Linked DNA regions of Homo sapiens: region 1 is linked to region 2. A link is an interaction called in ENCODE POLR2A ChIA-PET data of the cell type or tissue named here. Cell type or tissue: GM12878. All regions are shown on one strand. Each heading gives the region's core, and the rest is flanking DNA. Links, peaks and the distances in the headings are about the cores only.

What was found. Peaks named below come from ENCODE experiments on the same cell type or tissue, not always from the same donor. Only the 100,000 strongest peaks of a DNase experiment are listed, where the experiment ranks them.
Region 1: POLR2A ChIA-PET joins it to region 2 with 10 read pairs; 2 of 35 experiments call an interaction of 5 or more read pairs at or near these places.

Annotation. Positions count from the first base shown.
Region 1 is chr15:82,886,624-82,903,066 of GRCh38, reverse strand. It overlaps HOMER2 (homer scaffold protein 2), which reads left to right. Exons shown (of 9, transcript NM_004839.4): 2 at 10,226-10,382. LOC105370928 (a long non-coding RNA gene) reads right to left here and starts at 10,265. Exons shown (of 5, transcript XR_007064741.1): 1 at 10,205-10,265; 2 at 3,433-3,479. In GM12878, for the core only: no CTCF peak of the experiment used is centred there; no DNase peak of the experiment used is centred there; H3K27me3 peaks cover 90 bases.
Region 2 is chr15:82,835,998-82,852,440 of GRCh38, reverse strand. It overlaps WHAMM (WASP homolog associated with actin, golgi membranes and microtubules), which reads right to left. Exons shown (of 10, transcript NM_001080435.3): 10 at 16,333-16,443. It overlaps HOMER2 (homer scaffold protein 2), which reads left to right. Exons shown (of 9, transcript NM_004839.4): 7 at 189-299; 8 at 1,210-1,290; 9 at 2,538-3,458. The coding sequence ends at 2,726. Among named protein-coding and RNA genes, the nearest start is that of WHAMM, 35 kb to the right of the region's middle. RefSeq lists an enhancer at 1,865-2,640. In GM12878, for the core only: no CTCF peak of the experiment used is centred there; no DNase peak of the experiment used is centred there.

The DNA of each region.
Region 1 (16,443 bases), core at 3,176-11,175, 53 kb before region 2:
CCTTTGCTCAGCATTTTCTAAATTTATTTTACTATGGAACAATTTACATTTTGAAACACTAGTGGAAGATCAACCGATCATAAAATATAACAGACTCTTAGGTGGACAGCAAGATATGGTCTCACAGATGAATTAATTGCTGGGAGATTATTCACATTTGTGTGTGAATGCTTTGTAACAGAATAAAACAAAATTATTTTCAGCTTAAGAACAAAGTATGTAAGTAGATATCTAACTTCATTTTTATTGTAGATGAATATAAAAGCCCTCAGTATTTAAAATTGAGAACATTATTTTTCCAGTCCTTTAAAAAACCGTATCTAGTCAATATTAAGAATAATGTTTCCAAGTCATACCCTCATATCAGGTATGGCATGACGTCTTCCATAATTTGTTTCATTACAGTGTAATATGAAAATCTTTGCACACAGATGTGTTATAGCAAAAGGAAGAACACAAACGGTTCCTTCGGGAAGATTTTGTGCTCTCTTGAATTCAACTGTCTCAGAAATCATTAATCCTGTGACTTGGGCAGCATACCACCTGGTTTTTTAGAAATCACTTGGATATTGGCTGGGCACAGTGGCTCATGCCTGTAATCCCAGCACTTTGGGAGGCTGAGGTGGGCGGATCACAAGGTCAGGAGTTTGAAACCGGCCTGGTCAATATGGTGAAACCCTGTCTCTACTAAAAATACAAAAATTAGCCGGGCGTGGTGGCAGGTGCCTGTAGTCACAGCTACTCAGGAAGCTGAGGCAGGAGAATCACTTGAACCTGGGAGGCAGAGGTTGCAGTGAGCCGAGATTGCACCACTGCATTACAGCCTGGGTGACAGAGAGAGACTCGGTCTCAAAAAAAAAAAAAAAAAATCACTTGGATGTTTTCCAGTTCTTAGCTTGTGGAGTTCATATGTGAATCGTAAACTCTTTTTGTTTAAAACTTCCTTTGTTCATGATAGATTCAGGTGGGATGAATTTTTATAGTATAAATGTTAACCATACCATCTACAGAATAAAATCACAAATATATGTTGAAATCCTGAGACAAGATTCCTTCTATAGACAGCATACTGTGGATAGAAAGTAACCATCCATGCAGTGGCTGCTTTGTCAGAGCAAGAATACACCTGTGTTGTGGCTAACACGACAGATACCTGTGTATTATGCAGCCCCCAAGCTATTTCCTGGCAGTCTTGGCTTGAGAACACTTCTTGAAGGTGATAGCAGATAATTATGAGAATGACTATCCAAATGCTTTTAATGTTTTTCCTACATGTATGTTTTTTGGAATGTATTTGGAAGAGAAAATAGCTCCACAGAGCACATTAGGGAGATGCTGGCCCCGAGTTAAAGACTGATGTCCTTAGCCTGGTGCTCAGGCTCCATGGCTGTCTGGTTTTGGCCCTCCCTGAGACCTCATCTCCTGCCACCCGCTTCCTGTGCCACACAGTGGCCCTTGCTGATCTCTTGAGTGCACCTCTGGTGCCTGAATAGCTGTTTCCTCCCTTATCTGCTAAACCTAGCAGATTTGCTGGGCTCTGGACTGAGGTGGAGGGAGATATATGTGTGGAGGTGGGAGAGGGGTTTCTGTGCAGGGGTTCAGGGGTGCTGTTTGAACATAGGATGGCATTGCTATGTTGCTAGTGAGTTTTATTTTCTCTTCTGTCCCTGTCCTAGACTTCCCCTTCACTTCACTCATCCCTGCCGCCGTAATGTTTACCTATCCTGCGTCCTCAGAGAAGCCTTACCTCCTCCTCTGCACCCCTTTGCCTGTATTTGTTTTCCATCTCAGCTTTGCTTCTCCACAACTCTGCCTGTCTCCCTCCTGGCTGTCCAGGTCCTCACCCACTGCCCTGGGCCCATCCAGCCCTTTTGGAGAATCGGGACCCTTTTCCAAAGCACATGAGAATGGATCTGATGGCTTTTCTGGGTAGCCCTCTGCCTGTGACCCAGCCCCAGAACTTAGTCAAACTCACATCTCAGGAGGGCCAATAGGAGAATGTATGTTCAAAGCTCCTTAAAAACTGTCAGACACTCTAGGAAATAAGGTAGTGTCATTAATAAAGCCTGTCAGCATTCATCAGCGGCACTTGCCTCATCCATTCCCTGGTGTAAATGTGACCCAAAAAGGGAATTCCTAGTCAGAGGACTAGGAGGATTTGTGACAAGTATTTCTTCTATCAGATCACTAATTTATCAGGTTTGTTAATTGGGCAGTTTGGGGGCAGGAAGAAAATAACTTTAATAGAATGGGGCAGCTGTGACCTCCTTGAAGGGGCTCAGACCAGGCAAGGAGACAGACATCTGGCTAAGGTCCAGCAGATGCAGACTCTTCCTAGGGTGCATTGTTGTAACAGGATTTCTGTGTCTCCACTAATGAGCAATACTGCCTGTGTCATGCACTCACTTCTTTAGGCTTCTATTTCTGGACTCTCTGCTCTTCCATTATTTACCTACTTATTTGCTAAGACCTTCTGCCTTGTTTGCTATAACTTTATAATAATACATTTCAATATCTGAGATGGCTAAAACTCTTCATTGCTTTTCATTTTCAGAATATTTTGGCTGTCCTCACATAGAGTTTTCCAGTGAATAACCCTGTCTAGTTCTAAAAATAATAATTTTATTATGTTAGATTTATATATTAATTTAGGGATAATTGACAGCTTTGTGTTGGCTTTCCCATTTAAGAATATGTCTTATTAAAGTTTTCTTCTGTGTGCCTCAGAAGTTTTTGTTCTTACTGTATTTATTTATTTGGGTTTTTTAAAAAATGGGTCTTGCTATGTTGCCCAGGCTGGAATGCATTAGAAATTCATAGGCCCAATTCTAGTATGTACTAGAGCCTGGTCTCAAGCCATACTCCTGCCTCAGCCTCCTGAGTGGCTGGGACTATAGGGGCACACAATTGTACCTGGCTTGCTTTTATTTTCTAAACATAGATCTTGCATGCTTCCTAAATAGAGTCCAAGAAATTGTATCCTTTTGGTTGCTACTGTAAATGGGATTTTTGGCAATCTATTATTATATATTTTTTATTTTGAGATGGAGTCTCACCTACTGTGTTGCCCAGGCTGAAGTGCGGTTGCATAATCTCGGCTCCCTGCAACCGCCGCCTCCCTGGTTCAAGCGATTCTCCTGCCTCAGCCTCCCAAGTAGCTGGGATTACAGGTGCCCACCACCACACCCAGCTAATTTTTACATTTTTAGTAGAGATGTGTTTTGCCATGTTGGCCAGGGTGGTCTCAAACTCCTGACCTCAAGTGATCCGCCCACCTTGGCCTCTTAAAGTGCTGGGATTACAGGCATGAAACACCTTGCCTGGCCAGACAATCTGTTATATTTTCTATCTGGTTGTTTGTGTATTTAGGAAGGCTACTGATTTTATTAGTGATTTTATACCTAGCCACCTTACTGAATTTTGATTACTCACTTTTTCAGTTGATTTTCTTGGGTGTTCTCTATGTGCAATTCTATTATCTGCAAATAAGAATAACGTTACTGTGTGGATTTTGTATAAAAGTAGAACTCCAATATGCTTGTAAGTTAGATTCTTTGCATGGGAGAATGTACAAGAAAAAATTTCTGTCCACATCTCCTTTTTCCTTCAGTTCTCTGTTCTGGGTTCTGAGGATTTGGCCCTGCTGGCTGGCGTAGCCTGTTGACCACCTAGAGTGTGGGTCAGGGGCCAGATGAGCCCATGCTTCCAGTCCCTTGTGATGGGTGACCAGTCAAGGGCCTGTGTCTTCAGAGCACAAATCAGACTTCACAAGATGCTATGACAGTACATGAAGGGACAGTGAAGCGAGGATGTATTGGGTCCAGTGATGGGCACATGCATTGGCTGGGATGTGTGAAAGTACAGATGATTCAGAAGTTCTAGAAGGAAAGCAGCAGAAGCCCTTCTGGTGAGAGGGCAGGGCCAGGTGGTCAGGGGACAGCCTGTAATTCATGCAAAGCACTGGGAGCTGGTCCTGTTGGGGACAGAGCCAGGGAAGCCTTTGCAGCTGGGCAGGCAGAGTGTGACCCATCTGGACTAGAGGAAGACCTGTCGGTTGGTGTAGTAGATGGTGTTTGGAGGGGTTTAAGACTCAAGACAGATACAAACTAATTAGGGTACCTTACAAGACTTTGTAATACTGTAAAATAATGTCTGAAGGGTTTGTTTTAATTCAAATCAAATAGAAGTAGGAAAAATAAGAATTTTGATGTTTTGTAGGTTTATGTCAGAAAAAGTGTGGAGCTAAACATTGCAAGTGAAGAATTATAAGTTAAAACATCATTTCTCTCTCTCTTGTTTCTTTGCAAAAGTAGTCGTGCTAATTCTTTGCAGAATTATTTCACATGGAGCCAGAAATTGTTCAAAGCAGGAGTGGCCTCTTTGCCGAGTGGTTTTCATATTCCAAACATACATATGTTGCACAGAGTATCTAATTATTCTTGGGAACAATTACTGTCAGGTTCCAGAATGTGTTCAATGAACAGCAATTGGTGTTTATTCAGCTCTAAAGAGACTATGCAAGGAACGGTAGGTTATATTGTCTGTCTAAAGAAGCGTTCTGCCATCCGGAAACATCTGCTTTCTATTTAAAGCACTGAAGAAGGAATGGGAGTATATTTGAAATTTACTCTCTGAACATTGAACATCAAAGGAAGGAGAATAAATTTGGATATGAAGGTAATTTCTGTCCTCTGATACACTCTCTTCAGCTTTTCCCTGCTGGGAAGGAAACGCAGGTTGGAAAGTTCTGATTCTCTTAAATCTTTCTATTTATATTGATTTGCACACTGGAGGAAATGACTTCTATGTCCTACTTCTAGCTCTTTTGCTTTCTCAAGTGAAGCAGAAGACTCTTTCAAAGTCAGGGTCTGCTTTTCTGAATTTTGTGGTGAGGTCTCTGTTTGGATTTTGCCCATAAAGGTGTTAAGATTTGTTGTTCAGTTTGCCTGAAGTGATCCTGTGACCTTTGATTTTCTGTGTGGTGAGCCCTGCCCACTCACAGCCCTGTTGGGAGGATTAAATGAGAACATTTATGGTTTGCTTGGTGTGTAGTAAGCTTTCTGTGAAGGACAGTGTCTCTTCTATTGCTACGTAATAAACTGTCACATACATAGCATCTTAAACCACATTGCTGTGTGTCTGGAGTCTGGTATAGCTTAGTTGGGCCCTTTGCTTCAGGGTCTCTTGCAAGGCTGTAATCAAGGTGTTGACCAGGGTTGGAGTCTCATCTGAAGGCTCACATATGGAAAGATCTGCTTCCAAGCTCATGTGGTTGTTGGCTGAATTTCCATTCCTCCAAGGGAGTTGGACTAAGGGCCTCAGTTCCTGTCTGTCAGTTGGCTGGAGTCTTTCCTCATTTCCTTGTAAGGTGGATCTCCCTAATATGGCAGCTTGCTTCATCAAAACCAGTAAGGTAATTTATTGAGAGAGTCTGATAGGAGACAGATGTCATAATCCTATGTGACTTAATTACACAAATGACATCCCATCACCTTTGCCATATTCTGTTGGTTAAAAGCAAGTCACAGGTCTCACCCACACTCAAGAGGAGGGGATTCCATAAGGGCATGAACACTAGGAGGTGGGGGTCACCAGGAGTCACATCCGAAGCTGCCTACTACAGACAGCTATTATTATAGGAAGAGAGAATAACATAATGGCTGAGAGGGAGGGTTTCCATGTCACTTAGAAATAATATCAAATTGCTGGGTGCAGTGGCTCAAGCCTGTAATCCCAACACTTTGGGAGGCCGAGGCATGTGGATCATGAGGTCAGGAGTTCAAGACCAGCCTGGCCAAGATGGTGAAACCCCGTCTCTACTAAAAATACAAAAATTAGCTGGGCGTGGTGGCAGGCGCCTGTAATCCCAGCTACTTGGGAGGCTGAGGCAGAGAATTGCTTAAACCCAGGAGGTGGAGGTTGCAGTGAGCCAAGATCATGCCACTACACTCCAGCTTGGGCGACAGAGTGAGACTTCATCTAAAAAAAAAAAAAAAAAAAAGAAATGACATCAAATTTCAGACCTGTCATATACTGCATGACCCAAGTCAGGTTACCTGGCCTCTCTGAGTTCCTGTTTCCCCACCTGTTCAGCCCCTTCCCTGTAGGATTGTTGCAGTTTCAAAGTGGAGAGCGAGCCTAGCAGAATGGTAAGTACTCAGTAAAGGTCAGCTACGAGCTTTTCTTCTCCTTGCCTTTCTTTTTTGCCTTTTTTTGAAATATCATTAGACTTTTTGGATTGTAGAAGAATAGCATGGAACTCCCCAGTGCCCCCAGACTTGGTTATTCATGTGAAATCCCAGAGCGGCGGGTAGTTTCCTGCCAGACTGGCCGTGCAATCCTCCCCTGTTTGCCCAGGGGCTCGAGGATGAGGAATGCAGGTCTTTGGCCTCTGGAGGGCCATAGCTTCCTGCCATGGTGACTACCTCAGAATGGAGCTGCCAGGAGGCCCTGCAGTACCCCTCCCAGGTCTCTGTGCCTCCCCTCACACTGGAGCAGCCACTTGCCCTGCAGAGGGCCTGACCATGTTGACCAAGAGTGTGGCCAGGTGAGCCATTGTGTTCTTCCAACATCGTTGCATTTCTACTTGGGGGTCCCGAGGGCAGCTCACCATGACTTCAGTCCATCCACAGAGCTGAGCAGGCAGATTTGGAGATGGAACCCTTCTTGTCTACTCACTTTGACACCTGGATCATGCCGAGCAGACAGCCGGCTGCTTTGCCTGTGCCTGGTCAGGAAGCTCTGCCATCTTCTCGGCTCCCTGTGCCTTCCCCTCCATCTCTCCACTTTGCTTTCCTCACTTCCTCCCTCCTGTAGGCCTCAGGGACAGAGAGTGCTTGCGGAAGGCTACTGCTGGGCCACCACAGGCCGCACTCATCTCCACCCTCCTTCCTGACCAGAACAGCTCTGCCTCCCCTTGCCCCTTGCCCCCATCCTTTGCATCCAGAGACCCTGTTCTTGGTCCCCCTGTTGCCCCACCTCCAGCCCCCTCTACAGCTGTGGGAGAACTTTCTGGAGTCTCCCTGTGTCATTCAGTCACCAGTGTTGTTCTGGAGTAGAGATGCTGGCTCTAGGGGCCACTTCTTTTTTTCTTTTTTAGATCATCTGATTATATCTAATGTGAATGTCTCCCCAGCTTCCTTGAAAGTAAAAATCACCTGGAGTTCTTAAAAATGGAGCCCCTTGGGCCCTTCCTTGGAGAGCCAGGTTCAAGGGGGGCTAGGATGGGGCCTGGGAACATGTATTTTTAGTAAGTGTACCAGCTAATTCCTGTCATGGAGATTTAGGGAACACCCGTCTAAGCATGCCCAAACCGAGACCCAATCCCTCTTTTCTGATGTAGGGAATAGGAGGGAAGATCTGAAAGTCTGGGTCCCTTCCCAGAAAGGCCTTCTCTAACCCGTGGGCCCCCAGCCCAGCCCATTTAGTGCTCTGACAATGAGGCATAATTTGATTCTTCAACAAATGTTCTGTAGTTGCTGCCCTTTAAATTGCTCCTTCCTTTCACGTATGTAGGAGAATACTGTGTGTGGAAGTGTTTTCCTTTATGGTGTTGTACTTAGATGATTAGCAAAATATGGTGCTGGGCTGAGAGTGGCACAGCTGGGTGATCCAGACTGCAGACTGGATTATATCACATGGATGGGGTATGAGGGCTTGCACTGATATGCACACACTCCCTGTCGTCTGGCCTCTCTTGACAGCAGATGCGGGAAATTACAGTGAGAATCTTCCTTTTGTTTCTAACAGCTGTCACCCAGCTGCTGGAAGGGTGTTGGTTTAGCATCGAGTGTGTGGGTGAACTTGGTCTCTGTTTGAGGGAATAAAAATGCCCTAGTAATCCACAGCCCCAGAGGCACTTGTCCTGCTCCAGGGGACCTAGAAGGGAAGTTTCAGGGAGCAAGGAATGCTGCTAGCCTCTGTTCTGGAATGCTGGCCTCTGTAAACAGCTGCATTGAAGCAGCATTAATAGCATGCCTGAGGAGAAACAGGCATAAAGAAGATTGCTGCATTTCTTCAAAACCACGGTTGATGGTTGATGCTGCTGGTGTTACTCAGTAGCCCTTATATGAGGCTCAAATGGCAAATTGGTTTTCTAGGAAAAGTTTCTCAAGAGCATTCTTAAAATTTTAATAATGAGTATTCTACATTCAGGATGGATTCAAAGACTGCTTCGCCTAAAATCATTCCATCTAGAGACTGGAACACTTCAAATTCTTTTCTCTTTGATTTTTTTTTTTTTGTATCTTGTCTATGTCTCTTTTATTTTATCTCTTTTGACATTGTAAAGATTTAAAAAATTGTCTAAGTTACCTTTTAATTTTGTGTCTCTAATAAGTACTTATTAAATCTGTAGCATTTTATAAACAATGGGACTATTTTTTTTTTTTTTTTTTGAGATGGAGTCTTGCTCTGTCGCCCAGGCTGGAGTGCAGTGGTGTGATCTCAGCTCACTGCAAGCTCTGCCTCCCGGGTTCACGCCATTCTTCTGCCTCAGCCTCCCGAGTAGCTGGGACTACAGGCACCCGCCACCATGCCCAGCTAATTTTTTGTATTTTTAGTAGAGACGGGGCTTCACCGTGTTAGCCAGGATGGTCTCGATCTCCTGACCTCGTGATCCGCAACAATGGGACTATTTTTACACGTTGATGGCTTTTTTTCTATTTGTATCTTATTTTGAACACTTAAAGGATTTTTGAGCCAGTCTGTGTAAAGATGCTTTCTTCAAAAATAAATGTATTTTGTGATAAGTCTGTGCCATTTTGCATTACTTTGGGAAGTAGATAGCTTAGAATACAAAATGCAGTGAAATCCATTACAATTTTTATTCATCTGCCTTGTTTCTAAATGCGTATTGTCAAAATCTAATTCCCCACTCAACAGAAAGAAACATAGGTAATATGCAAATTTGGTGAATCGCATAAAATGCTTTAGGCATGTGGAGTGAAAAAGCAACAATATAGAGGCAAGAATAGCAGAAGGGATGGATTTGATGAATTTACATAAAACTCAAAAGGTTTATAAGTTGGAAACATCAAATTTGAAGGTTTGGTCAGGTTGTTGAATGGTTCCAGAAGTAGACTGAAGAGATACAGAGATAAAAAATAATTCTATCATATTACCAGGTGCAGTGGTTCATGCCCTATAATGGCTCATGCTGGGATTATATCCCAGCACTTTGAGAGGCTAATGTGGGAGGATCACTTGAGATCAGGAGTTTAAGACTAGCCTGGGCAACACAGAGAGACCCTGTCTCTACCCACCACCTCCCGGCAACATTAGCCAAGTGTGGTGTCACGTGCCTGTAGTCCTAGCTACTTGGGAGGCTGAGGCAGAATTGCTTGAGCCTCAGAGATCCAGGCTGCAGTGAGCTATGATTGCATCACTACGCTCCAGCCTGGGCAGCAGTGAGACACTGTCTCTTAAAAAAAAAAAAAAAAAGGCGCAGTGGCTTACGCCTATAATCCTAGCACTTTGGGAGCCCGAGGCAGGCGGATCACAAGGTCAGGAGTTCGAGACCAGCCCGGCCAACATAGTGAAACCCCGTCTCTACTATAAATACAAAAATTAGCTGAGCGCAGTGGCACACGCCTGTAATCCCAGCTACTCAGGAGGCTGAGGCAGGAGAATCGCTTGAACCCGGGAGGCGGAGATTGCAGTGAGCCGAGATCATGCCACTGCACTCCAGCCTGGGCAACAGAGCGAGACTCTATATCCAAAAAAAAAAAAAAAAAAAAGATAAAATTATGTCATTCATAAATTACTGCAAATTTGAGAAGTACTTAATAGAAATATAACATTAAGCTGCAAATAGATTGGAAAATCCTAAAATTGTTGCAGAATCCCCCAAAATTTGTCACAAAAATTCTAAAAAGTGAATTGGTTCCAAAATCCTAAAAATGACAACAGGATGTCAGAAAAAGTATAGGACACTTGACGGGGATTCGAAAACACTGAACAAGGAGTTGCCTTTTAAGCAAATTGTTCATTACACCAATTGCCCTGCAGTCTCGGGATAACAGCTAAGTGGAATGTGGTTTGCAAAAACTACTCACTGGTGTCTCTTTTTTTCTTCTCTCTTTGCTTTTATTTTAATTGTCTTCATGCATATGTATGTTTCCCTATAAGCTATTTAAAATCTTTTGGGGCAGTAGGTGGCCTAGAAATCATAAATTATACATTAAGTCATGTTCTCTCAACTCACACGCCCACTCTCTTATTGCAGAGAACAGCCCATCTTCACCACCCGAGCGCATGTCTTCCAGATTGACCCCAACACCAAGAAGAACTGGATGCCTGCGAGCAAGCAGGCGGTCACCGTTTCCTACTTCTATGATGTCACAAGGAACAGCTATCGGATCATCAGTGTGGACGGAGCCAAGGTACCACCCCCTCAGCTGATTTTAATACTCCCAGTTGCTTATCTTTCATCCAAGATGCACCCAAAATCCTGCCGTCTTAACACATAAGTTATTGTTATAATGTCTGTATAACATATTCTGTTCTTTTTGCATTTAAACTTACGGTAAATGGGGAAGAAAAATATTTCTCTGTTACCACTGTCTTCATAACTAACATTTTAATGCCTGTATAATAATTCTGCCGACGGCCTATAATGCTCTTAATTTCCCCCCGTGGTTGGATATTTAAGTGGCTTCCAATGTTTTGCTATTATAAATAATGAGCATCTTCATGTACCAAATATCCTCAATTGTTCACATACCATTGCTTTCTTTTGAATAGTCCTTAGGATAGATTCCTAGAATATTATGGGGCAAGATATTAACACTTTATGGCTCTTGATGCATATTGCCAGATTGTTTTCCAGAAGGGTTCGTTCTTCCAGCCTGTATGAGAGTGTCTGTTGTTGCACCCTTGCCAGCATTGGGTATTGTATCTAGTCGGGTTTTGGTGTTATTAGGCATAGGAGTTGAATTTTATTAAGTGGTTTTGGAGTATTTCTTGAAATACATATATATTTTTGTTATTCTGTCTCCCATGATATTTTTGCCACATTATCATGGGAACAGAATTAAGAAGGGATACCAGCAGAAGTATCACCAAGTCTTTAAAAAAAAAAAAAATAGACCTGCTGGTTTTCTGTCTTCATCCTGCTGTACATTTTTTACATGGATTATCTGCTGCCACCTGGAATTCAGTGTATCTAAAGCTGAATTCCCCTTTTTGTCCTCTAAACCACCTCTCCATTTTTATTCCCCAATCATTTGGGCTAATAAAGCGAAACATAGAGTCCTTCTTTAAGTTTGTCAAGTGAATCTGCCTTTGAAGTGTCACCCACTCGTGCCTGCTCTTTTAAGACCATAACTCTTGTCCTATCACAGTCTTGCCTGGACTCCTGCAGTAGCTGCCTCATCTCCTACCTGCAGTCTAGTCTGACTTTTGCCTCTAGATCAGCCTTCCTATGCAACAGGAAGCAGGGGAGTGGGGAGTCAGGGGCTGGGCAATAGAATGGGCCCTGGGTAAAGGCTTCTCCCCACACTCCACAAACAGAAGGTGTGGGGAAGCCTCCAGGGAAGCTCTCCCAGGGAAGGCACGAGAGCCTGCTGGTGCCTCCCGATCTCTTCAGGAGATCAGGGCACTTCAGCCCATGTTCTCTAAGTGACTGCTTTTTACCCTTTCTCTGCACTTTGGCAACTGCAGATAAAGGTGGCTTGACCCTGGGATCCTCTTGTTCTCCCTTCCAGTTGCCACAGCCCTTCTTCCTCAGGAAGGGACCCCAGAAGTCCTCATTTTACAGCTGAGGTCTAAGGAGAGGCAATGACCTGGCCCAGGTTCACGCCTCTGGGGAGGCTTTGTAGGCCGGGGCGGGTGCCCAGTTATTTGCACACCAGTTCCTGGTTTGTTGGGTTGGAGCAGGCTTCTCCTGGCTGGTAGAGGAGAGTTTCCTGACACCTATCAGGCGGGTAGTGTGTTATCTCCCTCCGCTTCAGAGATGAAGGAACTGGTCTTTCTGCCTAAGCAAGCAGGATGATAGTAGGATGATAGCGCATCCCCAGGATCTGGTGATCTGATGAGCAGTAAGGAAGTGTGCTAGTGCCTGGCACATAGTAGGTAGGCACCTCGTGTTTGATGGGGGAACATCTGAAAGGTGCCTTTATTTTTTTCCTTCTGAGAGACATAGTGATGCCACAGTTGTAATTACCGTTTCTCTCCTCTGTGCTTCTGCGCTGGAATTGCCTGGACTCTTTCCAGGATGTTCTGACAGCAGTGGTGAATCAAGCTGACCTGCTTTCTTTTATCTATAGATTCTGCCAGTTCATCTGCCATCCTTCGATGGGTTTGTACTTTTGTCAGTTGAGTTATCCAAGGATATATCGGGCTTAAATATAGATAAAACGACTTTCTTAGAGCAAGTGCTTTAGTCCTATTAGCTGAGCTTTTAGTAATTCGTCAAAGTGTCAGCCACTGTGTCGTTATGGCTCTGCAGTTCCTGAAGGCTGTGACAATGTGGTGGGGTTCAAGCCAAATATGACAGTTATGAGAAATCAGATGGGTGTGGGAGGGTAGGCTAAGCCCCTGGCTGTGGCACAGCGCTAGTCCAGGCTCAGTGTGGGAGAGTCATCAAGCTATAGACTCACTTACAGGCTGGGAATCCAAAACCTAGGCCATGGGGTGCTGCTGGAACTCAAAGCCAGCCAGAGGATCTTGGACTACCCTTTCTATGGTGCCCAGCCACCTGGTTTTTGTTGTTGTTGTTGTTTTTTGAGACAGGGTCTCACTTTGTCGCCTAGGCTGGAGTGCAGTGGCACGATCTCAGCTCACTGCAGCCTCCACCTCCCAGGATCAAGCGATTCTCCCACCTCAGCCACCCAAGTAGGTGGGATTATAGGTACCCACCACTATGCCTGGATAATTTATATATTTTTGATAGAGACAGGTTTTGCCATGTTGGGCAGGCTGGTCTCAAACTCCTGGCCTGAAGTGATCTGCCCCTCGGCCTCCCAAAGTGCTAGGATTACAGGTGTGAGCCAACGCGCCCTGCCGCCACCTCGTGTTCCTCCCTTAGTGCTGTGGCACCAGAGATCCATGACAGAGCCTCCTTCTGCAAAAGGAAGCATCCCATGAGGGAACAGAAGGCCCCAGGAAGTGGGGAGTAGGGTGGACCTCAGTTGTTTAATTACTACAGTTGGCATTCAGGGATTGGGGATGGGAGCACGTATCCTGTCTGGAGAACCTGACCACACTGCACTGGAAAGTGGTCCCAATGCACATTCAGCCCTGCTGGGCCCTCTCTCGACCTGGCAGGCAGCAACCTGTAAACCCAGCAGCCTAGGTCTAGATCATACCCTGTGCCTTCAGCTGTTCCACAAGTCGGGTGGGCATGGAGAGAGAACCCTAGGGTGATAGCAACTGTTGCTGCTGCCTGGTCCCCCGCGGCTTGCCCCTTCCCCACCCATTACTAAGGTCCTCATCTCCCTGAGCCCAATCTCGATCCTGCCTGAATACTCCAGATGGATCGCCTGCTGTCTGCAGACTGGAATCAGGTGCAGTGTGTTGAGCGGACTGCTGGGCATCTGTGCTGATGCCAGTGCCTTCTCCTTATGGGCTCTTGTCTGTTGCCCTTGCCCACCCTCACCCCCATCTCTGTTCAGTCGGCTTGGTTCCACTTCTGTTCTTATTCCTGAGCATCTATTCTGGTTCCATGTTCACTGGCTACCCAAGCCTGGAGCTCTGCTCCCTGCCCAGCTGCACGTCCCAGGCCTCATGCATGCCGTGGAGCCTCAGGCAGACCACTTAGGAATGGATGCACCTGGGCTGGGGGAGTATGAACACTTCCTGATGTCCTCATTGTGTTCTACCACACTGGGTCAGCCCCACTTTGTTTTAGGCCTTTGATCCCAAATGTTGATCTGAACCATGATGACAGGTGGTCAGATGCGTTTAGCTTTTGGGGCTGTGTCTTAGCTCATGGGCTGCACCTCTGTGACTTTGGGCAGGTCTAGTGCCTGAGTCCTGCCTCTCTCTGTTGGCTGGGCCACATCAAGTATATTACTTTGAGCTTCTGAGTGGTACTTCTGGGCCATTCGTTCCTCTCAAAGCAGGAGGCTGTTGTGGGCTGGAAGGGGAAGCCGCCTCCACTCCTCCCCAGGGAAGGAGTGGATGTGTTTCAGTAAGAAGTGGCTGGTGGGGAGGAGCCAAGATGGCCGAATAGGAACAGCTCCGGTCTACAGCTCCCAGCGTGAGCGACGCAGAAGACGGTGATTTCTGCATTTCCATCTGAGGTACCGGGTTCATCTCACTAGGGAGTGCCAGACAGTGGGCGCAGGCCAGTGTGTGTGCGCACCGTGCGCGAGCTGAAGCAGGGCGAGGCATTGCCTCACCTGGGAAGCGCAAGGGGTCAGGGAGTTCCCTTTCCGAGTCAAAGAAAGGGGTGACGGACGCACCTGGAAAATCGGATCACTCCCACCCGAATATTGCGCTTTTCAGACCGGCTTAAGAAACGGCGCACCACGAGACTATATCCCACACCTGGCTCGGAGGGTCCTACGCCCACGGAATCTCGCTGATTGCTAGCACAGCAGTCTGAGATCAAACTGCAAGGCGGCAACGAGGCTGGGGGAGGGGCGCCCGCCATTGCCCAGGCTTGCTTAGGTAAACAAAGCAGCCGGGAAGCTCGAACTGGGTGGAGCCCACCACAGCTCAAGGAGGCCTGCCTGCCTCTGTAGGCTCCACCTCTGGGGGCAGGGCACAGACAAACAAAAAGACAGCAGTAACCTCTGCAGACTTAAGTGTCCCTGTCTGACAGCTTTGAAGAGAGCAGTGGTTCTCCCAGGACGCAGCTGGAGATCTGAGAACGGGCAGACTGCCTCCTCAAGTGGGTCCCTGACCCCTGACCCCCGAGCAGCCTAACTGGGAGGCACCCCCCAGCAGGGGCACACTGACACCTCACACGGCAGGGTATTCCAACAGACCTGCAGCTGAGGGTCCTGTCTGTTAGAAGGAAAACTAACAACCAGAAAGGACATCTACACCGAAAACCCATCTGTACATCACCATCATCAAAGACCAAAAGTAGATAAAACCACAAAGATGGGGAAAAAACAGAACAGAAAAACTGGAAACTCTAAAACGCAGAGCGCCTCTCCTCCTCCAAAGGAACGCAGTTCCTCACCAGCAACAGAACAAAGCTGGATGGAGAATGATTTTGACGAGCTGAGAGAAGAAGGCTTCAGACGATCAAATTACTCTGAGCTACGGGAGGACATTCAAACCAAAGGCAAAGAAGTTGAAAACTTTGAAAAAAATTTAGAAGAATGTATAACTAGAATAACCAATACAGAGAAGTGCTTAAAGGAGCTGATGGAGCTGAAAACCAAGGCTCGAGAACTACGTGAAGAATGCAGAAGCCTCAGGAGCCGATGCGATCAACTGGAAGAAAGGGTATCAGCAATGGAAGATGAAATGAATGAAATGAAGCGAGAAGGGAAGTTTAGAGAAAAAAGAATAAAAAGAAATGAGCAAAGCCTCCAAGAAATATGGGACTATGTGAAAAGACCAAATCTACGTCTGATTGGTGTACCTGAAAGTGATGTGGAGAATGGAACCAAGTTGGAAAACACTCTGCAGGATATTATCCAGGAGAACTTCCCCAATCTAGCAAGGCAGGCCAACGTTCAGATTCAGGAAATACAGAGAACGCCACAAAGATACTCCTCGAGAAGAGCAACTCCAAGACACATAATTGTCAGATTCACCAAAGTTGAAATGAAGGAAAAAATGTTAAGGGCAGCCAGAGAGAAAGGTCGGGTTACCCTCAAAGGAAAGCCCATCAGACTAACAGCGGATCTCTCGGCAGAAACCCTACAAGCCAGAAGAGAGTGGGGGCCAATATTCAACATTCTTAAAGAAAAGAATTTTCAACCCAGAATTTCATATCCAGCCAAACTAAGCTTCATAAGTGAAGGAGAAATAAAATACTTTATAGACAAGCAAATGTTGAGAGATTTTGTCACCACCAGGCCTGCCCTAAAAGAGCTCCTGAAGGAAGCGCTAAACATGGAAAGGAACAATCGGTACCAGCCGCTGCAAAATCATGCCAAAATGTAAAGACCATCGAGACTAGGAAGAAACTGCATCAACTAATGAGCAAAATCACCAGCTAACATCATAATGACAGGATCAAATTCACACATAACAATATTAACTTTAAATATAAATGGACTAAATTCTGCAATTAAAAGACACAGACTGGCAAGTTGGATAAAGAGTCAAGACCCATCAGTGTGCTGTATTCAGGAAACCCATCTCACGTGCAGAGACACACATAGGCTCAAAATAAAAGGATGGAGGAAGATCTACCAAGCCAATGGAAAACAAAAAAAGGCAGGGGTTGCAATCCTAGTCTCTGATAAAACAGACTTTAAACCAACAAAGATCAAAAGAGACAAAGAAGGCCATTACATAATGGTAAAGGGATCAATT
Region 2 (16,443 bases), core at 5,676-13,675:
TGCAAGCGGTGCAGGCAGCCCCATGATGGAGCTGCATGGGGTTTGTTCATAGCCACAAAGAAAATCTTATAAGTGGATTAGTTTAGGGTTTATTTTAAAAGAAAAGAGAAGCATAGCTGTGGTGATCTCTTGCTTAATGACTAATGTTAAGCTGGCGTCCCTGCTTTCCTGTGTGGTGTGTATTGAAGATTGATGAGCTGGAAGAACAATGCAGTGAGATCAACAGAGAGAAGGAGAAGAACACGCAGCTGAAGAGGAGGATCGAGGAGCTGGAGGCAGAGCTCCGAGAAAAGGAGACAGTGAGTAATGGTGCTCCGAGCAGGGCCCCTTGGCGTCCTCTTGGCCTTGCGGGGTGGCACACAGCAGGTGTCTTGGGGCCTATGACTGGCCCTGGCAGCTGCCTGGATAGCAGCACGGAGAGAGAGCTGGGAGCCACAGCAAGGTGCAGACAGGCTGGAGCAAAGGCCTCCCCATGACCTCTGCCGCCTCCCTGTTACCCCTGTTCTATAGCTGGTCGTGCAGATCCACAAGGGAGCTGAACATTTCACAAGACACTCAGATGCGTTTGTCATCTGTCCTCAGAAGTTGAGTTTTGCTGCCAAATTAATGCCGCTAGAGACCCATGATGTAACCACTTATTTTCTTTTTTAAAAAAATTTAAAATGTATTTATTTTATTTAAGATGGAGTCTCATTATGTTGCCCAGGCTGGTCTTGAACTGGGCTGAAGCATTCCGCCCACCTCAGCCTCCTGTGTAGCTGGGACTATAGACACACGCCATGAGAGCACCACACACACGTGCCCACCACACCGCAGCCCAGCTCCCGGCGCCAGCCACCTGCACTCACTGCCACCATGCCTGGCCTACAGTCATTTATTTTCTAGGGGGCAGACAGTTAAGTGCACACATGTTGGAGGCCGTGCTCATGTTACCAAACTCCCTAGGCCTCACTTTCTCCACTTATAAAACAGAAATCGGAAAAACATCTGCCTTGTGGTGGTGTGTACAGACTTCACGTGACAAGGCGTGTGACACACTTCACCCTTGAAATTCCCTGAGATGAAGTATTCGCATGGTCACTATCACTGTCTATGCAAACAGGACAGGGTCCCAAAGCTGCTTCCACGAGCGTGCACACATTGGTGATTTTCAAGAATATATTTTATCTGACTTGCTTTCATGTTCTATCTCAAATTTTTTTCATGTAGGAGCTGAAAGATCTCCGAAAACAAAGTGAAATCATACCTCAGCTCATGTCAGAGTGCGAATATGTCTCTGAGAAGCTAGAGGTACGTGGGTTGGGGGCACAGCCATCCTGGCTCAGACAAGAAGGCACAAATGTCATGGTACTCATTTTCCTGCTTCCTATCACTTTCACACTGAGAATGCTGAAGGAGAGATTTTCTATTCACAAAAAGCTGGCAGTGACTGCACGCCAGATGGCACCGCATCCACCCCTGCCCCCGGGGCAGACTCAGCAACGTTTGTCTTTTGGTTTTGCAAGTTCTATGAAGGCCCCTGTGCATCACCACAGTGTAGACGACTGTTTCCTTGCAGATCCCTGGTGGGGGTGAGGAGCGGGGGGGCGGCCTGAGAGCCCAGGGTCAGGGTGTGGGGCCACTTCAGCCACTCCCCTGCCAGTGGCCTTGGGCACTGACCTTGGGCAGGCCTTCCTCCCTATCCTCAGATTTCTGATCACTAAAATGAGGATTTTCAGGGCTTCCTCCACCTCGGAGCGCCTCTTCCCTGCAGGTCCTCTGATATGCACACGGCGCTTCATGTAGTTACATGACCCTGGAATTGGTAACTGCTTCCTGTGCACATGTTCAGAAAGGTCTCTGTTTATTCCCTCAACATAAAGCTCTTATTTGATATGAAGAGTTAAAGGCTTATGGCTCATTTAAGGACTCACAGCTGTCCTGTCTTTGGGAACCTGCTTGTGATTTACCTAGATGTGCCTCTGTAGGCTTGTGGGGCCCAGCGCCACAGAACATCTCCATGGTAACAGCATCAGAGGGTGCACAGACTGGCTGTCCCTGAGTCATTGGCATGGCCAGTCCTTCCTCTCTGAGGGCCAGAGGCTGGCCTGGGGCTGAGGAGGCCACGCCTCTCTGTGGGACCAGGGGAACGAGCCACTCTCCCATCTGTTCTGTCTCTCAGGATGGAACTGAAATGTGGTCTCTGCTAGCCACTCAGACAGGGATTTCAGACTTTCCCTGCTGGGCCCTGTGTGAGGTCTCCCTCAGGCAGGACTCTGCGTTCTGCCTGCTTTGTTGGGTCTTGGGTTTTCAGGCTGGGTGTTGGTCCCTCTGTGGGAGAGCAGGCAGGAAAGGAGGAGGTCACTGAAGTGCCTGCTGCTTCCCTTCTGATGTCTTGGTCACAGGCTTGTGTGCTGGGGTAGCATGTCTCTAGGCAGCTTAAGCCCTGGCCCAGGCCCTCAGATTGGATGGAGAATGGTTGGTTCAGCTGTAGCAGGTTTTGAAGGATGACTCTCGTCACTCAGTTTTCTAGACCCTTCTCCCTTTTGCTTGGCCAGGCGGCAGAGAGAGACAATCAAAACCTGGAAGACAAAGTGCGTTCCTTAAAGACAGACATTGAGGAGAGCAAATACCGACAGCGCCACCTGAAGGTGGAGTTGAAGAGCTTCCTGGAGGTGCTGGACGGGAAGATTGACGACCTGCATGACTTCCGCCGAGGGCTCTCCAAGCTGGGCACCGATAACTAGGGCTGGCCGAGGCCCAGGCCCCGCCCGTGAGTCCCAAGCGTGTGTGCGAGACCAGATAGCTCTAGGACGTTCTTCTGTGTGCATTGCTTCTGTAAATGCAGGCGCAGTTTGTCGTGTTTCCAAACCAGTTGTGCCGTCCACTCACTCCTTTTCAGAATAGAAATCTCCTCTCGCTTCTCTGGCCTTGTGAGGTTGTGGACAACTGGAAGATTCTGACTCAGGAATCCAGAACTAGGTCTACCTTCAACATTTATGCAGTCAGGGCAGGGATGTTTATATCTTTCATAAGGGCTGTTGCAACCATATGAACTGAAAAAACACGCATTTTGTAATCCAAATATTGATATTCTTTACACCAAGCCATCAGGCTCCTTTTATCAAATAGCATTCAGAGTATTTGAATGTCCACCAGACACCAGCCCCGGGGGGCACAGAGAGAACAACATTCCTCTCTGTCAACATCGAGAGGCTTTAAAACAACTGTTTAGTGGAAACTTTCTGAGAGATGGAAAACAAGCTTCTGGTGGGTGCATTTTCTGGCCCGGAGTTGCCTGCATCCACGCTACTGCCCCCTGCCCCCCGCCCCCCCAGTTTGTACGGTTGCAACAGTGTTCCTTTTCTTGGTTTTAATTTCTGAGCAGATGATTGTGCTGTGGGAACAGCACACAGTGAGGGTGCCTAGCACAATGTCTGGCACAAAGTAGGTGCTTAATAAATATTTGTTCAATTAAATGTGTACACAGAATTTAGTGTTTTAATCAAACCCCACAGCAGAGCTGGGACCCTGTCGAATGATGCACCATCTTTGCTGTGCTGGGTAGTTAACAGACATGAATACCACTGTCTGGTCAAACCCAAGCTGGGGCTCGGGTGGCCCTGGGGCAGGGAGGGAGAAGGGGAAGCAGCAGGAGCTGGTCTCAGGCCCCTGGAGCCCATCCGTGATGCTCTGCCCCTGGGGCTCTCCAGACCCTCGAATCACCTTCTCCCCTAGGAATGGTGACCCAGGGATTCCAGGTATAGGGGCTGCCCAGGGCTTGGTACCTAGGGTAGGATTGTCTTATGGGTCTGGACAGCTGGGAAGAAATCACAGGCATTTCGGGGGGAGAGAGCAGCTCAGCTGACAAGCCTTGGCCCTCATGACAGAGGTGTTCCACCCAGCTCTGCGTCCTGCCTTTTTCAGTTTCTCCTAGGGAAGGGACTGCAGCCATAAACCTCTCCTCTCTCACAGAGCTGCTCAGTGGGGCCAGCGGGCCTGTGGGTGCTGTTGGCATCCTGCCCTGGGAGATTGCCCGTGTGTGGCAATAATGGCTTGAATCCCTGGCCCCACACATCTCTAAATGCCTTGAGCAGGGGGGAGGCTTTGGTGCCCCCTCACCCCTTTGAGAACCACCTAAGAGGACTACTCCTTCTAGAAACCTTCTCCCATGGACGTGGTTAGACTTTCTCCCTGCTGAATTTGGATTAATGAGCAAACAACCCGAGGAAGGAGGGAGATGGGGTCCGAACCCAGGTGCCCTGGGCCCCAAGGTGAACACGAGTCCTCCTGCTCTCCTTCCCTTCCCCTCACGGAGACGCCTCTCTGAGCTGGGGAGTCTTGTTTGGGATGTGGATGGAAGGGAAGGCTGGGCATCTGGAGCACCAAGGCACTTTTAGAGGAGCTCCCGCAAGGTGAGTGGGGGCTTTGGTTGAGTACATAGGGCTTTTGGCAGACAGGAAGTGGAAAGCGTGGCCAGCCATCTTTGTGATTCGGGGTAGTCTGCTGCTGGCCCTTCCCTTTCCCCAGAGCTCCAGACGGCTCTCAGGACAGTTGGTAGCAGCTCCCTCCTGGCTGCACCAGGAGACCAGAGAGCCGAGCTGGCTATGAGTCAGCCCCGTGGCCCAGCAGCGGGATAAGGGGATTCTCAAGCCAGCCTGGTCTGCCCAGCAGCAGGCTGGGTGTGTGGCTGCCTGGGAGCAGTGGACACTGGGTTCCAAACACCTTCCGCTGGGGTCTTCAGATGACCTCTGCCTTTATCAGGTGACTTATGAATCTAGAAAGAGCCCGCTTGACTGACAAGAGAATGCTCAGGTGACATGCATAGAATAGTTACTGAAGCCACTTGTACATTCTGATAGCAGTGACTTTAGAAAACTCCAGAAGTGGAGGTGTAGAAAATGTTGGAAGAGCCATTTCCACAGTGGGCTGCTGTGCAGTTGAGACCCATGATCCCAGTTCACCAAGCACTGAAGAGTGTGGTGAGCATCCTGTGGGCAGCAGGTGAGGAACTTGGATTCCTCCTGCTGTGTGTCCAGCTCTACAGCTGTTGCAACCCTGGAGCTAAGAGTAGTAAGGACTCCCTTAAAGGGAAAGGTAAGTTGGGCTTGGCCGTGAAAGCACAACAGCTTTTACAAAAGCACTGAACTTTCCATTCCTTCTGCTTTTCTCTGAAGATCTCAGTGTCTTTTCATTTACTTTCTTTTAAAATAGTGGCCCTGGAGCAACCTGGACGGTGTTCCCTTGAGCTGGTGTGACGTGCCCTCGTTTATTCTGACATCCAGCCCAGTCTCAGTACTGTTGTCATAACCTTACGCCAGACTCAGGCAGAATGTAAGCCATTCACTCGTGAGCATCGCAGCCGCTTGTGCTGCCTGGAAGCTGCAGGGCCAGGACTGCATTTTCAGTTTGCAATTGAGGTCTCCTGATTTTGGTGTTTCCAAGACTGGCTGCTATACCTTGATAAGCTTTCCTTCTGCCTCCATGAAACCTGGTGTCTAAAAAAGATCAACTAAAACTTGGAACCCTTTAACCAAGAGGACCTTTAAAAATAACCTTTCATTCCAGTCAAGACCCAGCTGGATGCATTTTAAAGTTGGGAGTGGCGAGGAAGCCTTCCTAGTGCCGCCCGGGGAATGTAAAACCACCAGAGCAACAGGTTGGGACAGTATGGTCAGGCCTTGGAGGGAAAGAGAACCAGTATCCACACAAGACCTCGAACTTGTGTGGCCCCTCAGTTTCATCTCTCCTGCCTGCCATCACATTAGACTTTAATTGGGTGAGAGAACAGGGCAGAGACTGTCACCTGCATTTTGCAGATGGGAAGTAGAGACAGAGAAAGTGACACGCCCAGGGTCACCCAGCGGTGACCAGCAGCGTGGACTCTGCATCCAGGTCTCCTGGACCTTGATGCAGTATCTTTTGAGACATGCCACTCTAGTCCCTTTGGTGACCCGTGGGTGCCAAGAGAAAATAATTCTTATATCCTGATAAGAGCATATTACAATTATATTATTTCAATATGTGTCCACAGCAAAGGACAGTTTACAAAAATGTGAATCCGAATGACATTTAGGAATGTTTGTTATAAATGATAAGTTCCACTTTGGAATGATTCTGGTTTTGCAGGAATCTTTCCAAGAAAGTTGGTTAAAATGATGTCTCTGCCTGTGAGGCCAGTTCTATGGAAAACAAACACACCCTGAGTTCTTTATTGATGGCTTTAGTGGAGGCAGAGCAGTATGTTCAAAACAAGTGGGAGGCCCTGAGATCGCAGGAATGGAAACAGAGTTCTGGCTGGGGGTGGCCTGTCCACTGCCCGCCCCTTCCTGGAGATGCACTCCTTTCTGGCTTTCTGGGGAGGGAGCAGCCTTGCTCAGTGGTGGGAGCAGCTTGAACGGGACCTGATCAACACCCAGGAAGACTGTGCACAGAGGGCAGTTGGTCTCCAGCCTGCAGGCTCCATGAGCACAGCCTTGATGGTGGTGGGCAGGCGCCTGCCTGCTGTGGACTACATTTGATGCAAAACATCAAGTAAAGGGTGGAGCGTAATACAGTGAATATGCCTCCCAGAAACATCATGCTCTGCCTATTTTAACAGGGCTCTTTTTCTTTAGAAAAGTCTCCTTCTCTATAGAAACCAGGGACAATTTTGGATGAGAGCCAACCACAGGACGCGCTGGGGACGTTATGGTGGGACCTCACATGTGGCCAGGTGCACCTTTGGGAAGAAGGCAGACGTGATGTGACTTAGCACAGGCACTCAAAAGAGGCAGCCACTGGTCTTTGCTAATATCCAGAAGTGGATTGTTTGTTCCATTCATCCTTCTAGAAGCTAAATTCTTTCATTGCCTTGAGACATCACTAGATTTTGAAGCACTTGCAAACTAGAAGCTTGCAAGATCAATGTCCATGTATATTTTTAAAGATATGCATGCTTTAAAAGGACCCTAATTTCTGAGTACATGGCTTCCCCAAAGAAACAGTATATATTCTGGAGATGATGGGGGTTTTGGCATGGAGAGGGACTCCTGTCTAGTCTAGAAAATGTTACTTACATGCCTCTTCCATGTACCGATCTCAAGAATATGGGTTTTCTAGTTGGCTTTAAACACTACCCAGGCAGGAAGGTGGCTTTGGTAAGAATTTTGAGCTGGATGAAATGTTCTAGTGAACTTACGACTGTGTATGTGCGCACGCGTGTGTGTGTGTGTGTGTGTGTGTGTGTGTGTGTGTGTGTGTGAAGAAACAGCAAAAGGGGAAGTGGGAGAAACAGTAAGGAAGCGTTTTTAATTAAAAATATGTATACCTAAGAGGAGACTTTATTTTCTATTTCTGGTGGTGGTGATCTATGTTCTGGAATCCATTTACCAGAAGTTTGTGGATCTTTTGTTTGAAGTGGAATTGTTCAGTGCCCTACTCTCTTTGACGGTGCAGAGCCTTGCGGCAAAGTGTTCTCCTGGGCCCTAGAGACCCCCAGGGCACCTGGCAGGAGCCCGTAAACCACGGCAGAGTCCCAAGTGGTGCATGTTTTGGCGAGTGATGGGCAGGACTGATGATTCACAGCTGTGAGGCTGTGCTATTGTTTTTACCCTCTTGTACTGCTTTTAATAGGAAGTCCCGACTTTACGTCAGTTGTGAGAGCAGCGTCTTATGATGTGACAGGCAAGAAGACATTCCTTGCATCAAATATAAGAGTTTAATGAGAAGAGTGGAGTGGATAAGTGAACTCTCCCAAGAGTACTGTTTTTTGTTTCCCTTTTTAAATGCTTTCTTGGTACATAAATAATATAATACTTTTTTTAAAGAAATTCCAGATGAGTGGGAAAAAAACCAATCACCTGTTATTACACTATCTGATTATAACCACTGTTAACATTTCAGTTTTTATCTTTTCAGACTTTTTTCTATGCATCTGTGTGTGTTTTATTACTTTTTCCATGAAATATAATCATATTATACATACTGTTTTATAACTTTTATCCCTTTTAATGCTATATTGTGAATAGATTTCTATATCAGTAAATATGTAATTACATTATTTTTAACCTCTATGTAGGTTGTACCTTGGATACTTAGGTTGTTTCCAATTTTTTTACTGTTGTAGTCAAGGACATAATGAAGTTCTTCTAACATCCTTGCGAACTTTTCAGAATATTGACTTAGGGTAATTTTCTGAAGTTATCACTGGCTCAAAAGTACGCGCCTCCCTATCTGCGGCTCCTTTCCTTCTGAGGCATACAGGACTTCACCCTCCATCCCCCTTGTACTCATTCAGGGTCCTATGACTAATTCTGGCCAATGAAATGTGAGCACAGGTGACACATGAAGCTCCAGACAGACACTGAAATGCCCATGAGCAGTTCCGCAGTGTCTGCCTTCCCTTCCCTCAGCAAATGCTGATGTCCCAGGGACAGAGCCTCTGTCAAGCCTGGATCCCTGAGTGACTACGTGGAGCAGCCCCCTTCTCCCTTCATGTTACCCTCACCTGCCACCCTGCATGGACGGGTAGCATGAATAAAAAAAATAAACCTTAGGTGTTAAACACTGGGGTTTCAGGGTTAATTGGTTAACTGCAGCATAACATATCCTGTTGCAACAATAAAAAAGAATGCACATTTTTAGGACTTGTAATATGTATTGCCTCAAATTGCCTTCCAGAAAGACAGACCCAATTATACTCCCACCCACAGTGTGTGAGTGTGTACTGCTTCCTCTTTAACACTGGAGTTACCCTGGGGACAGAGAGCTAAAAAAAATATTTTTTTGGTTAAAATGTAACCCTTTAAGGTGTTCAGCAGTATCATTGATTTCTAAGAGGTTTATTTCATAAACATTGTAAAACAAAATTTTAAGTTGCACGTATGGCTTTTTAAAAACGTTTAGACATTTAAAAAAACACCTTTTAGTCAAGTTTATCTGTTACTTTTTTTTTTTTTTTTAATGGTTGCTACCTATGCCGTCATGCTTATGCAGGTCTTTCCAATTCTTTTTTTTTTTTTTTTTTTTTTTTTTTTTTGAGACGGGGTCCACCCTGGCCCCCAGGCTGGAGTGCAGTGGCGTGATCTCAGCTCACTGCAACCTGCGCCTCCCGGGTTCAAGCGATTCTCATGTGTCAACCTCCCTCCTGAGTAGCTGGGACTACAAGTGTATGCCACCACGCCCAGGTAACTTTTTGTTTTTAGTAGAGATGGGTTTCGCCATGTTGCCTAGGCTGGTCTCGAACTCCTGAACTCAGGCAATCCACACGCCTTGGCCTCCCAAAGTGCTGGAATTACAGGTGTGAGCCACCAAGCCCGGCGAGGTCTTCCCAATTCTGATGGCAAGGTTGTATAAATATTCACCACTATCTTATTCTTGTACTTTTATTATTTCTTTCTAAACAGTTAAATCTGTGATCTGGCTGGGCGTGTTGGCTCTTGCCTGTAATCCCAACACTTTGGGTCGCCAAGGTGGAAGGATCACTTGAGTCCAGGCATTTGAGGTTACAGTGAGCTTTGATGGCACCGGTGCACTCCAGCCTGGGGAACAGAGCAAGACCCTGTCTCTAAAAAAAATTTTAAAAACCTCTGATCTATCTGGAATGTATTTTCTAAATTACCCCAACACTGTTTATTGGGAAGTCTGTCCTTTATTCTATATGAAATCCCATTTTTGCCATACACCTAGTAGCCCTTCTGTTGGGTGCCAGGATAAGCACCCTGGCCTTGAGTGTGCTGTGAACTCTTTATTATGGGTTGTGATCTTCCTGCACATTCTAGCACTGGTACCACATTGTTTGGATCGCCATAGCTTTGGACTAAACTTCCCCATTAAACTTTTTCAAAACTTGCCTAGTATATTGTGCAGGCCGGGCATGGTGGCTCACGCCTGTAATCCCAGCACTTTGGGAGGCCAAGGTGGATGGATCACCTGAGATCAGGAGTTCGAGACCAGCCTGGATAACATGGCGAAACCCCATCTCTACTAAAAATACAAAAAAAAAAAAAAAAAAAAAAAATTAGCTGGCTGTGGTGATAGGAACCTGTAATCTCAGCTACTTGGGAGGCTGAGGCAGTGAACCCAGGAGGCAGAGGTTGCAGTGAGCTGAGATAGCACCAGCCTGGGCAACGGAGCGAGACTCTGTCTCAAAAAAACAAAAAACAAAACAAAAAAAAAACCTTCCAAAAGAAGTTTGAGATAATTTTATGTTTAGAAAAATTAGAAATTGGATTGAGTAAAATTTACATATTTTACACAAGAGGACTAACATCTTTATAATATTTAACCTTTCAGTAAATTTATGTTTTATGTTTCTCAGCCTATCTTTTCTAGTATAGGTGATTTTTTTAGTGTGGTTACTATTGTAAATGAGATCCTACTACTTTAAAAAATGAAAATTAAATCTATCGCTTTTATGACTTTAAAACATTAGACTTATGTAAGTGTAAACATTATTTAAAAACATAATGTAGAAAATTAAAGTCCCCCATAATTAAAATCCCTTTCCCCCAGAAAAAGTCAACAGCATATTCATCAGTTTTTTCCTAAAGTATGTTTTAGCACTTTGACCATATGAGACAACCCTTCTGCTGTTAGCATTTTTCTCTTTGCAATAGATCTTCCTATGTCAGTACACATCAATCTACCTCATTCTTACCTCTGCATAAGAGAGTAGTGTGTAGTTGTATAATAGTTTAACTTGGCGATTGGTTATTGATTTTGTAACTAGCCAGTTACTGAATTATTCTAAAGGTTTTGCTGTTGTTAATTTCTTTCGCCTTTTTCAGTTGGGTAATAGTTCTGGGTAGGTTGATAATTTTATTCCCATATTTGTAATCTTATTTCACTTTCTCAACTCATCACATTGACTGGTACTTTTAGAACAATGTTAAAAAACATTTACATAATTGTGCTGATATTGTACATTATTTGATATATATATATCAAATTTTTTTTACTTAGAAGAGTGTTTCTCCAAAACTATAAATTTGACTCTTAGTGTAAAATAATCTTAATATTTGAATTATACATTCAGGTTATGCCCTCTATTTCTAGTTTGATGAAAATATTATTAGTAATGGATGTTGGGGTTTTATTAAATGGCTTTTTTCCACATCTGTCAAGATGATCAACTGGCTTTTCTCTATTATGACTTTAGATGAATCGTTTTAATAGATTTGCTAATGTTAAGACATCTCTGCATTTCTACAAGAATCTGATGTAGTCATAGTATACTATTCTTTTAATATACATCTCCTTTCAATGTTAACAGTGGTTATTTATGATTGGTTGGTCCATAGTAGATTTTTATTTTGTGTTTCTTATCTGTACTTTCTGATTTTTCTACAAAGATTGTGTATTACTTGTATAATAAAAATAAGAGCTTTAAATTGTGAAATTCTTCTGGATTTGGTTTTCTCATTTTATTATGGAATTTTTCATACCTAAATAAGATGAATAGTTGGGTAATTTTTTTTCTGCTTTGTCAGTTATTGGTGTTTGTTAACTTCTTAAAAAAATTAAAAAGAACTTGGGAAGCTCTGTTTTTCTATGCCCTGGAAACATTTAAATATTTAGAATTTTTTGCTCTTTGAAGTTTTTATAACATGTATGAAACTGTCCAAATCTAGTAGTGCCTTTTTAGGAAATATGGGGTTGTTGTTTTTTTTTAATTTTTTTCATGCTCATTATTTTCTTCAAACTTTATTTCTATTCTGTAAGTTTTTGGCAATTTAAATTTTCCCGGCTAAGCACAGTGGCTCATGCTTGTAATCCCAGCACTTCTGGAGGCGGAGGCAGGAAGATTGCTTGAGCCCAGGAGTTCACAATCAGCCTGGGCAACATAGTCGCTACTAAAAATTAGCTAGGCATGGTGGTGTGTGCCTGTAGTCCCAGCTACTCAGGAGGCTGAAGCAGTAGGATCACTTGAGCCCTGGGGGCCGAAGCTGCAGTGAGCCGTGAGCATGCCTGGGACACAGAGCAAGACCCTTTCTCAAAAAAAAATTTTTTTTAATTAAGTGAATTTTCCTAAATAGTGATTCTGTTCTATTTTCAGATTTGTTGGCCTGGAGTTGTAGTATTCTGCTTCCTCATTCCCATGTTGCGTGTGCTTTCCCTTTTTGTTCTCATTGGTTTTTCCAGAATTACTCTGTTTCATTGATCTTTTCAAATAACCAACTCTGAGATTTATATCTTAATTTTACTGTTTTACTATTTCATGATTCTTTTCGTTTTGTTCTTAATTTTTTCCTTTATTATTTTCCCACCTTCTTAAGTTACATGCCATTTTAACTTTTTCTTACTTAATAAAAGACAGTTACTAACATTGTAAGGTACGACTTTTCCTCTAAATACATCTTTATCCATATCTCTTAAATTTATATTTAGTGTTCTAAGTTATAAATAATTTATAATTTCAGATTTGACTTTATTTTTTACTGGAGTTTTTTGAAATTATACTTTTAAATTTCCAGGTAGTTTATTTTGTTGTTGTTTTTTAGCATTTCTTACAAACTTCTAGTTTTATTGCCTTGTCAAAGAGAGTATGGCCTGTACAATTTGTGTGCATTTTGGAGATCATGGATGTTTTCTTGAGACCTGATTTTTAGTTTTAATACATATCTCCAGGAAACTGAAGAAGAAAGCATATTCTCTGAAGGGAACAAAATTCAATCAGATGTATTCATTTGACCTTACAAAGTATAATATTATGGACCTTTAATTTTAATTTACTTGATTCATTAAGGCTAAGAAAGATATGTTCGTCTCCTATTATTGTATTTCTGTCTGTTTCTTTTGTTTCTAACAGTTTTTGCTTTGTTTCTTTTTGATGTTATTTGGCAAATGATCTTTTTATATTTAAGGGAAAAAATATTTTCCTTTAAAGGCTTGTATACCTTTGTGAATTTTACCTGATTTTGTTGTAATAGTTTCTGTAGAAATACATAGTTCAGTAAAATATTTGTGTCTGTTTTTAAGTCAACAGAAATCTTTCAGAAATCCTTTGTATCTTGACAAGATACTTTGGAAGTTCTTGATCTCCCTAAGTAGGCTAATGTCCTTGCAGGCTACTCCTGAACCAAAGCATAAGTGGAAGTGGGGGCTGGGGCATATTAGGCTTGGGATTTTTTGAGTGTGCCAATGTTTCTGGTTCTTGCTTTGGGGCAACCCCATGCTTAGGGATGTTTAGGGGATGCCTGCCCTTCATCTGGTCATATTCTGCCTCAGTAGGGCCCACACAAAGGCAACCTATGAGGCACTTTTCTTCTGTGGGGACTAGCCTTCTGAGAAGGCAGGAGAATGTAGCTTTATATGCCTGGCTATTGGGGTAAAAGCTAATCTCAGAGACTCATTCCACCAGATAAGATTTTGGTTTTTTTTTTCTGTAGAGTCAGAGTCCCGCCATGTTTTCCAGGCTGGTCCTGACTCCTGGGCTCAAATGATCCTCCTGCCTTGGCCTTCCACAATGCCAGAATCACAGGTGCAAGCCACCATACACAGCCCCCACCAGAAAAGGTTTTTCCAGAGCTGTTGGAACAGGCTATTCACATGGCAAAGTCTGTATCAAACACAGAACCGGCTTTTCCCAAATGTGTAGGAGTGGTGAATCCCAGCCCTCAGCTCAAGAGTAAAAGAAATAGGACCTTCTCTATTTTTCCTTCATTCAAGTGAGTGTTGATTTTTGAGCCCCTGTTCCACCAGGCTCATGCAATTTGACTCAGTCAGCTTCAGCACTCCCCTTTCTCCAGAGGAGAGTCCTTTACAGTTCTGGGGAGCTTACATATTCCAACATGTTAAGGGGAGGGGATTCACGTCTGCTGAGATATCCCCGTTTCCTACCCCGCTGGATACCTCATGCCTCCATCCCATGCTTGGGACATAGGAATTAGCTGTTCTGTGCTGTAGGAATCTCCATGAAGCTGTACTTGGCTCTGCCTGCCTGGGCCCTCCCTGTAGCCATGCCCTGTCTGGCGCCACAATGACTTCATTTAACTTGAAGGGACTGCTAGATAAGCCCAATGTGTGTTTGCACGGGAGTCAAGACCACTGAGTGGAAATAATTCTGTGGCTGCCACCGATGCTGTTTGCATTGCCGAGAGCCACAGTTCTACCCCCTACTTCCCAGCAGTGGCCCCGCTGCGCCTGCCAGAGTTGTTACCATCTCTGTGCCCTTTCTCTTGCTTATTGCACAGTAGGTTACACAGTCTTGTGCTTCTCCATCTTGCCATGTCATCTCTTCACTCTACCGCTGCTCTGACCGGCCCATGCCTACCCTGTTCCCGTACCCTCCAGGATCTCCTCCGTTTTCGTATTCCTTTAATGCAGAGCTGCCAGAGGCTTCTTCCTAAAGCATAGACAGATCAGGTCCTAGGACCCTGCAGGCTCTTCCCCTGCCTGCCCAGGCCTTGCTGTGCACTCTCCCTGTGTTCTTCTTGCTTATGCTGTTCCATCCCTGGAATCCTTTCCTGCTCCAACTCCATTCCTCTTTTAGGCCCCAAAGGCCCCAGCCCTCCGGATGAAACTAAACCACTACCAGGGAGGGGGACTTGTGCCTCTTCCATCGTCCTTTTCATACTTACAGCTGTTAAATCATTCATTCATGTTTTCATTTAGCAAATATTTATTGTGCACCCTCATGCCCAGGCCCTGGGAACACCACAGTAAGAAGACTATTACTTTCCCCAGATCTGCTCTGTTCCAGTGGAGGGGTGAGCTGCTCCATTGCAGGCGTTCATGGAACTCAGCTGATGGGGGATTTTGGAGGCTCCCCCACAAGGCAGAGCTCTCATAGGCAGCCGACGACAGAGGCCAGTGTGCACCCCACTTCTCCAGACTTGGGACGACCTGGGACATTCTGAAGACCTCATGAATACCAGGCTTCAGGATCGCTGACCCCAGGAGGAGCCCACGGTGGCTCTAAGTGTACCTGCTTCGCTGTTCCTGCGTCACCAGCCCACTAAGGTCCTCTGACTTTTGTGTAGTAGCATTTTTCTAAGGACAATCTGCAGAGCAGCTGCTTCAGAACTATTTGTGTTGCCGGCCCATCCCAAAAAAACCTGGATGAGGACCCTTGCATTCTGGGCCTGGAAATCTTCATTCTAGAAAGCTCCTTTTACTAGACAGAATAATGGTCCCCAAAGATGTCCACATCCTAATCCCTGGAACCTGTGGCTATGTTACCATAGTTGGCAAAAGGGCCCTTCAGATGGAGAGATGATCCTGGATTATCCGGGTGGGCCCAGACTAATCACACAAGTTCTCAGCAGCAGCAGAGAACCTTTCCTTGGGTCAGAAAGAGATGTGATGATGGAAGAAGGGTCAGATACGATGCTGCTGGCACTGAAGGTGGAGGAAGGGGCCACAAGCCAAGGAACAGGGGCAACCTCTAGAAACCAGAAAGGGCAAGGAAATGGCTTCTCCCCGGAGCCTTTAGAAGAGAACACAGCCCTGTCAACACCTTGATTTTAGCCCAGTGAGACCCATGTCAGACTTCTGACTATGGAACTGTAAGATAAGAAATTTGTCTTTTAAGCAGCTACTTTTGTGGTGATTTGTTATGGCAGCAATAGAAAACCAATGCACTCTCATGTGCTTTTACACACCCTATGGTCTGAGAGCCTCTGCCCCATAAATCCACTCAACTACGTGGGTTTCACATGCCATGTGGCCTTTAACCAATAACCTCCTCATTCTGGCTGCCGTTACCACCTGCCTGATTCCCTAGTTCAAATTCTGAAGAGAGAATGGACGAACAGATGAATACACAAGTCTGACTGGCCTAGCTCAATGCTTTTCACTCCAGGACAATCCATAGGATTGGCTGTACTAGGAGCAGATGCCAGTCCTCCTTTGTACCAGACTCCCAAGACAAAGTACATGGCTGTATAGGAGAGAGAGGTCAGAGAAGACCTGGCGGAAAAGGCTGTGGGGTTGAGACCTAAGGATGGGCATGGGTTTGCCAGGACATGAAGGGTGCAGGGAGAATTCCAGGCACTTAAGAGAGCAGGCCCTTTGGGGGCAGGCAGGAAGCAGCATGGTATTGCTGGACTAAAACCTGTGGCAGGGGCAGGGGCTGCCCAGGGGAGGCAACCAAGTCTCTGAGGGTTTTGTCTGCCAGGCTGAGGGGCTGCCCTTCCTGTGTGGGCTGGAAAGCCAGGGAGAGGTGAAGACTGGCAGTGCTTTGGAGGCCGACTGGAGAGCTCTGAAGCTGGGCAATAGGAGACACTTGTCCCCACTTCCTTGGCTCTGAATTCCCTGAAGCCAAAGTCTGGATTGACTTCAAGGCTTGGCTGGAAAAAGCAGGAAAAGGGAGAAAGGAAGGAGAGAAGGTTCCAGAGGAGGAAAGGAAGCGTTGATGCACAGAAGACACAATTGGGCCAGGAATTTTTATTGTGAGAACGTTCTTTTGAAAAGGATCCTTTTTTCAAAGGCCTCTTGTGTTTGGCAGCCCTTAGAAAGCAAATTCTGAGAATTATTTTAGCC